Linked DNA regions of Homo sapiens: region 2 is linked to region 1. The links are chromatin loops, found by intact Hi-C in ENCODE. Cell type or tissue: psoas muscle. All regions are shown on one strand. Each heading gives the region's core, and the rest is flanking DNA. Links, peaks and the distances in the headings are about the cores only. Region 1 has its middle 300 kb from the start of LINC01478. Region 2 has its middle 350 kb from the start of LINC01478.

Evidence for each region. Hi-C counts contacts between places; a loop is a spot of excess contacts. Peaks named below come from ENCODE experiments on the same cell type or tissue, not always from the same donor. Only the 100,000 strongest peaks of a DNase experiment are listed, where the experiment ranks them.
Region 2: it touches region 1 in a loop (2.8-fold over the local background); 3 of 110 quality-filtered maps call a loop at or near these places.

What each region holds. Positions count from the first base shown.
Region 1 is chr18:44,227,728-44,232,130 of GRCh38, forward strand. No RefSeq gene overlaps it. Among named protein-coding and RNA genes, the nearest start is that of LINC01478, 300 kb to the right of the region's middle. In psoas muscle, for the core only: no CTCF peak of the experiment used is centred there; a DNase peak (open chromatin) is centred at 2,264.
Region 2 is chr18:44,174,827-44,179,229 of GRCh38, forward strand. No RefSeq gene overlaps it. Among named protein-coding and RNA genes, the nearest start is that of LINC01478, 350 kb to the right of the region's middle. In psoas muscle, for the core only: no CTCF peak of the experiment used is centred there; no DNase peak of the experiment used is centred there.

The DNA.
Region 1 (4,403 bases), core at 120-4,119:
TCCTCCAAACATTGAATAAATATTTCATGTAAAATAAATTTGATGCAGTTATTTTGAGAGAAAATTACTTTTTCACAAAACAATACTACTCAGCAAGCAGCAAAGTTGGTAAAAACATGAAGAATATGAACATCACCAAATGCATGCAAGAACTGTCGCTGAAGTGGAAGGAACCAGCTGATTACAATTTCTGCAATGGGAAATCCAGCATGGGGTTTTTTGCTTTTTTTTTTTTTTTTTTCCCAAATGCCCAAAGTTCAGAAGAAAGAAGCTAAAAATGGAAGTCTTTGCATCCTCCAACATAAGTCTATGAGAAATCTTAGGGGGGTTTTGGAAGTTTTATAACCGAGGGAAGGAAATAAAAAGTAAATGAATATGACAACATAGCTATAAAGATAGCAGACACTGAATACAACATCTACTGCAAGAGTATTCATCAAATCGAAGCTAATGTTTTAACAGGTAAAATGTTCTCATTAAATCGATAAAAGTCTCTTTCCTGAAGGAAATAAAACCATTTTTACCTTCCTAAGTTATCAAGGAAAGCTCTCTTAGCAGAAGAAAATTCTCCTAATACTGCTATGCTATTCCACAGAGAAATCTAAAATCCCGAAGTAGTATTTTACTCCCATGAATACCTTGGGTTTTTTTAGAATTTATTTTTACATTTTAAAGACAATAGTATGGTGCAAATGCAGTTGGAAGCCTTTAAGAATGGTATGTTATTATTATGCATTGTCTATAATTAATATCAATTAGAATCTATTAAATTTAATAGACTTTGAGCTATTCAGTTTAATTCAATTTCAATAAATTTCAATTAAGTACAATTTGTTTCTATTACTTTTATTAATTCCAGTCACTATCAATTACCTTCAATTAATTTAATTTACTGGCTATATATGTTCAGGTAATTCACTATTACTTTCAATTAGTTTCTATTCATTTCAATGGGCTTCCTTGGCAGCTAACTGATTTCATAAAAACAAATGTGCAGCTATAATATAGTTTCTACAATACAGGACAGTCATACAAACTAATTAGCTCTGCATTCAAACTTACCATACACGATTAGACCCCTATATGATCTACATACAATCTGTATTCACCTCCATCTATCTTCCTCATGGGTTGGTATATCTGTAGAGAGTCTGGGATTTACAAAAAGATGTCAGAACTTTCAACTGATTTGTAGATTAATTGCATCTACTTTGTACCTAGAACCTTGCTAGGTGCAGGAGGTAATACAGGTAAAGGAGATAGGCAAAGGAGAGTTCATTTAGGAGATTATAACAAGAGTTCTCACACTTAGTTTGATGTTTGATGGAAGGCTCTGGATGTGTCTTATTCACCATCGCACTCACTGCATGAACCCATTGTTTTACACCAAGTGCAGGTACTCAAAACATGAGTATTTTCTGGGGCTGTCAGTAAAGTCAGTGTTGAAGTGCAGAAGCAAGATAATCAGAACAAATTCTGGGCCCCACAGTAAGTATGAACATCCTCTCTCTATGGAAGAAAATAACTTATAAAATTATCAAATATTAATGACAGAGGAAAAATTAGAGATCTTGGAATGTAACATTTCTTCTGCAATTGAAGTTTTTCAGGCCAATTAAGTGAGGTAATGTGTATATTACATTACTAATTCTATAGTCTTACCTGTTCTACCGGGGAGCATTTGTATTTAAAAAAAAAAAAAAAACAACATGTAGATTTTCATAGTTTACAGTGCACTTTAGCACCCATTAACACATTTCATGCTCCTAAAAACCCTATGAAGAAGACACTGCAAATTTTGTCTTCTTGAGAAACAAAGTCAAATTGAGGTGAAATGGTTTGCTGAATATTGGATAACTATGAAATGGTAGAGTTCAGAGAGAGGAACCATAATGACAGAAAAATAAAGATCCTGGGTTTTTGAGGGCCCCTTTTTAGGAACAGAGGCACTTTAAATCTGTAGCTAGACAGTTCCTACACACTTACCCCTAAGATGGTGAATTCTTTTTAGTGGTCCAAGCTATGCTAAGTGGGAAGTTACGTCTCTGGGAGAGACAAATAGAACAAATGACTCATTTACTGGGCCTCCTGCTTTTCTTCACTCAAGGGTTCCTTAGAAAAATGTACCTGTCTGAGTGGAAGTGACTGGACATGTGACAGTTGAATAAAGCACAGAGCATGAATGGAACACTACACCCCACCAGGCCCGGCCTGTTGCCTGCAGGAGGAGCTGACTTGGAGCAGGGTTCTTTGGCAGCAGGGCAATGCTAGAGCACAGGAAACTTGGCTTCCTCCCAGCACATCCCTGGCAGAAAACTCACTGTGAGAAAAGAGGGGAGGAATTCAAAGCTGAATCCAAATCAAGTTGCCAGAGCCCTTCGGCTAAGATGTGGGAGGTCCTGGGAAAGAAACCAGGGACTTTAATATCAAAAGGAAAATTGGCTAGAAGAAATGACAGAGCCATTGGAAATGAAACTGAAGGAATCTCAGCTTGGGACCAATCTACTGGCAGGGACCACCCTTCCCACTGTGGCTTGCTGACATCAAACATGGAGACAATGAAAGGAGTGGACCATCACAAAACCACACATTTAACAAATTGTGCCAGGAACAGTAGATAAATAGTCTATAATTACTTTGCCGTTTGAAATTATATTTCTATAGGCCCATCCTAAGTTAATATAATAAATATTTCTCTAAATACTTCATGAATGTCTCAGTTACATCCTAGGACAAATTATCTTCCCCAGGTAACTGCTTCAGGCAATTCACACACCATGATCTGTTCTTTTCCACACTGTTTCTTCATCTCGTCTCACCTTGATTCCCCACTTACCTCAATGCTACTATTAAAATCAAATGTTAAGCCTTTGAAGAAGTCTTCCTCACTTATATCAGTGAACTTTAATGCAGAAATCTTCATAAAACATGTATTGAGCTCCTAATATATGTCAGGCATATGAGAATGAAATTGTTCATTTCCTCCAAGTAATGCAATGCCGAAATCCTAGGGAATTCTTTCACCCATTGACCTACAAATAGTGAGTTACTTTTTTGGATCTGACATTGCACTCATAAGTTTTATACCCTATTTGGCATTTATAATTCTAATATTTGTACGGTATTTTACATGCATAAAGTGCATAAAGTGCTTTCATATGCCATGTCTTATTTAATCATACACCAACTTGTGTATTTTTCTAAGTATATCCTGTGAATAGACTCCCCAGCTAGACATTGAAATAGAAGCTGTAGACTTTCTTTTTCTTTATACTTCAAAATGTACAGCACCTAGAAGATGCTTGATGTGGACTTATTTTATATTATTATCAGCTAATTGGGGTAGTCTGGGAGAATGGATCAACAAGTATTTTTAATTCATTCAATACTTAATAAATATTTATTAAGTATCTGTAATATACAAGGCACTGTGCTTAAACACTTTAATCATGAAAAACCTCAGCTCTCTCAAGGGATATGACATAAATCCCAGGGGTACCCCAAGTGGTAAGGATTCTCCTTCCATTAAAAGTCTCTTTCCAGAATATTTGATGTTCTCTAAAGAGATACATAAATGAGAGATAGATAGATAACTAGCCGTATAAAAAGGAATATCTATTTGCTGATGCTAATTACTCTTTCCTCAAATTCCTACCACTTTACCCATATTCTATCTGTATTTCTTTGAATTATTCCGTGAATGTTTGTTTTATTTCTTTCTTTAGCAAGCTTTCTGAAAACCAGCTTTTCTTTGCTTTCCATCATCTCTTCCCCACCTGTCATGATATTAGGCTCAATACATGCTGGTTTACTTATCTTGAAATACTTCTTAGAGGGGACATCCAGATTGCATTCATGAGCTTACTTCAACATGCTTGCTTTAAATCACCAATATCTACCACCACGTTAAGAAACTTACGTGTTATGCGGCCAGAGCCATCTGATCCATGGTGCCTTCAACTTTTGTTAGACTCTGGATTTCTCAATATAATAACTAGAGGTAGTGTCACAAAGTCCTTACGTTACTCTCTATAACTATTCATTTCATTTTAATGTATGTTATGTTTGTTAAATTTTTGAAGGTATAAGCTTTAGATGGGTCTGCAATTATTACAGATTTTTCTTGCATAGGATGAGGAGAGTTTCCTATGCATTGTCAAAGCCAAAAAATGGAGTATTCCCTGTGCCAATAAACACATTTCTGGTAAATAATAATGAAAAAATATGACATTGATCTTCGGCCACAATACTGAACTAAATGAAATATGTCAGGGGTCCATAAATCTTGAACCTAGGAAGATCTTTTGTTCTTCAGAGAAATGTAAGGTGGCACCCACAATACGAAGGCAGGAAGTGAAGGCTGACAAGGAAGGAACCAGAGATGCTGAGACACCATACCAGCC
Region 2 (4,403 bases), core at 278-4,277, 53 kb before region 1:
AAATATTAGTTGAATCAATGAATTCATTATCTGTTCAGGGTTAAGAGTGCAAAAAGGCATGCAGTGGCCAAGCGATTGAGCGGAGCCCATTTCTGCAATGATAGAAACTGTATTATTGGCTTCATTAACACCTGAATGACTGAACTGATTACTATCTATAATGATTAGAAACTTTTTTCTGCCCAGGGCACTGTGCTTAGCACTTGTCATCATTATATATTTACAAGGAATCTGAATAGCAGCTTATACTTACTTTACAGCTAAAGAGGAAACTCAGGCACAGACTGATTTAGTAACTGGGCCAAGGTCACACAGTGAGCAAGCGTCAGAGTCAGGTTTCTACCATCTGCCATTCTATTTTAATGGGAATGCAATTGCCTCTATTCTGTCACCTCTAGAACATGTCTGGTCAACAATCCCTTAACTGAGTTTCCCCATTGTATCAGTACTACAGTAAGAATAAATGCATATTCCAATTGGATTAATTTGAGGAGACTTCAGTAAGTGCACAGTTTATAAAAACCCTTAAGAAATAGGTATGAAAAAAATTCTACAGGGGTAATGTAGTACCTTGAGGTTAGTTACTCCTGTCACAAAAATGAGCATTCAAAGGTTGGAAATAGTCACTGGAACCTGGAGACAAAGACACTCTATGGAGAGCTCCTCACCCACCACCAACCCCCTTTCTTCCTACCCTTTCCTCACACCCACTGTCTGGAGGGGTGATGTGCAGTTGAGTGGTAAGGCCAGACTGAGGTGACCCAACAGGGAAGAAAATAAGGGAACAAACTCTGATCTGCCAGTGCTTTTCATTGGTCATATCCAAGAGTGATGGGTTCTATTTGTGGGATTCACATAAATCAGTTTCCCAGAAGACAGAGCAGGTAGAAAATGATGGAGAGTGGACCCGGAGGAGCAAACAGAAGGTTTCAAGAAAACCTATCACATGACATAAGTAAAAAATAGAATTGTGCTCTGTGATTTGAGGTCTTTGGGGGCTGGGGAATCTATGAAACAGGGTAAATCTTGGCTAACTTTAAAAAAAAGAAATTTATAAAGTTATAAAAAATAATTGTTCACTGCTGAGTTCAATTTAAGCCTTTTTTTTAATTAAAGGAATGGCATCAAGAGCAAACTTATAATGCACCCAAGATATTAATTGGAAAGCAGTTGTAACTAAGAATGAGGGCAGAGAAATAATGGCAGCACATTTAGCACAGTGGGTAGCTCTGCTTCGTCAGATCAAAATGGCCCCCAGACTGGGAGGGATGCATTTCAATTCCACTTTAACAGTCATGGTACCCTGGAGGAGGAGTGGAAAAATGCCAGCTAACATTTTTAATGTTGCCCTCTAGAGTCAGTATTTCTTTTCTTTCAATGCAACCCTTTGCTCTACTCAACCTACAGACTCAAAATGTTCTTACCGGCTCAAATCCTAATTACTATTACTTTCTCAGCTGTGACACCAGATCAGTTTCTGCTGACCTCAGAGTGTCTCTTCTTTGCATCCTAGGAGCTCCTTTAATCTGCGCTATCTACCACCCACACTCTGGGTGCCCAGCATGAGTCAGCATGACTGTCATGGTTTGGTTAGTGAATTGATAGAAACACTCAATATATGCATAAATACCTAAATGAATCGATAATTTGGAAATAACATATTTTCCTACGGGTGAAAATAGCCAGAGAGCAGGAATGGAAGGTAGACGGGAGCCAGTTCTTTGGCTTTAAAACTTATCTATTGTACAATTAAAACCTATAGTTTTTGAGTGGCTGTTTTAAAAGCATCTTAGTTACATATTCCTAGTATTAATGAAATATCTGAGTTCAGACAGAAAGAAGTGAGGAGAGAAAGTGAGGGACATAGGCGTCTGTAGGAACTGGGTGGAGAGAGAGAGAAGGGTTAATGACAAACACTGAAGCCTTCCCTGAATGTTATTTCTTAAAGAGTAGAAAAGGGTAATGTTTGGATGGAGCCAAAGACAAACTATTGAAACACGGGGTCAGTAGACGGCAACTTAATAAGACTATTTAGCTAATTTGCCCCAAAATTTGCTGAGACTTTTTTTTTTTAAGATAAGAACTTTCAACCTATAAAGAAACCAAAGGTTTAGATCTAAAGGGAAGAATAATTCCACCACAAGGTTTACACTGTGAACTAAGCCATCTTAGGCAACTACAGATATGTATCTCAACCACTGCCTCTGCATGGGTAATTTTCTTAGCAAGTGGGTCCAAATTGCCCCATTTTTTCTTGGAATTCTTTATAGCTTCTTACATTTTTAATAAAATACGATTTTTAAAACTCCTCATGGGTTTTTTTGTTTGTTTGTTTGTTTTTTTTTTTTTTTTTTTGCTTTTTACCTGTGCATGCTTTGAAGAAGAAAAGAGCTCTGTTTTATTGTTTGTTTTACTTTCCTTGCTTGTGTTTTCTATTTGGGACAAGGTTGCTTTAGATACAGTATACGCAAAACTGCTAGCTACTGGTCTTATCATACACCTAGAATATATGGAATTTGGAGTGGACACGAAAAATGGCAAGTCAGAATTAGCGTGATTCTGGGTCACTTAGTGTGTTTACTATTGAGCTTTCAGACTATTCCACCTGGGAGTTATGGTATCTTGCTTCTACTGGATTTATGCATACTGCAAAACACCGACCCATTCATCCTTTGTCCTCAGCTTCCACCTAAACTGTTGGCTATCAGTTAACAACATCAGATGCTAGTTATAAATTTCTCTTCCATGTCAGGACTCAGAACAGCTTAGGGTAACAACTTTTCTTAGAAAAATTGAAATTTTTCCCTAGATATAAAAGTAGATGTGTAAGATTCTATATAAAAAAGAAAATATATAAAGCATGCTTTTCTAAATCAAGGATGAATGGATTATGTTTTCAGTAGAGATAATTCAGTTAGAGTTGCCTTCGGTTTAAGAATTCTGAAAGCTGTTTTAGGAATCTAACCCCTTTCCGTAGTAAAGGCCAGACATGAACTATGTCTGATAAGAATCTACTTCTTTTGACAAAGACTTAGCTATTTCTCTGGGAACTAATTTTAACACTTAACCACCATCCTTGCCATTATCTATTAGTCTTTTAGGCTAATACTTTCTCACACTTGGTTTACTTCAGTTTCCCCTATTTGTTTTCTAACAGTGAGAATAAACAGACCTTTAAAAATTGGAAATAAAGTAAAATTTTTATGGCATATACTTCTGCCAATTTGGGTTGCATGCCAACCTCTAGCATGTGCAGGGCTTAAGAGTAGAATTAGAGGTTCACACACTTTATGTCTAAATATTTAAATGTTGTAAGTCAAACTGATAATATAATAAGTAACCATGTTCTATCTTACTACCTTGAAAAATGCATTTTCATAATGACCAAGAAGACCAAGTTTGATTTGAGAGTTTTTCAATTTCTTGAAGCTTCACAGGAGAATAATAAATGGAGACAGAGCCCCCTGGTCCCTGACACACAGCTGTTCCTTCTTTCATCTTCTCATTTACCTGGACCACTACTCCTGGCTCAGTCTTGAAGTGTCAGAGAACCTGTGTCCATATTTGTGGATACTCAGCCTGTATGACTAACCCCTGTCTGTCCTCTTATAAGAGGTGGCCTCTTGGTTGTCTTGAGCCTCAGAGTATACTCACTAGTACTAAGGCATAGTGTCAGAAGAAAGGAGCCAGGGAAGAGTGGGACACAGGGTCTGAAGCAAGTCTAGGACCCTATGGACAGGACATTCCAGGGTCCCAGGACCTGAGGAGTTGTCTAATAAGTGATGCCTATGAGCTCCTGATATAATACACTCCTCACAAACCCGAGGACTACTTACTTTATGACACAGCTGGCGAAAGGCCAGGGCAGGCTTTCTAAAGCATGGAGTCCAGGAAAAATCCCAGATTTCTTATGTCTAAGAGTGGATGTCTACACTGACATTTCACTTAAAAATTTCAGCTAGATAAAGTGATTTTTTTTCTTATGTGAAAAGGCCTGGATTCCCACATATTATAAAGTTGGGCAGGCTTTTCCTACAGCTCTAGTTATGGTATAGGTTTTCTTACCTTCAACATGTAAGAAAACAACAATATCTTCTTCTGTTGAACTTCGTCAAAACAATCTACCAAATAGATGACAGTTTAGGGAAAGATACTTTCCAATAATCTGTAACTATCTGAGTTACCTAAATATATGGCTGAACAGTCTGCATCACTTTTGCTGGACTGGAACCAGAAGAATCTTCTCTATCCTTGACCTGGCTCACATTCTCAGGGTTTTCCCAATTCTAGCCCTAATCATGTTTGCTTAAATATAAAACACATCTATTTTAAGCATCCACAAACTCTTTTCCACTCTTATTCTCACCCTTCTTTCCATAAAGACTTTCAAAATAAAAAGCTTA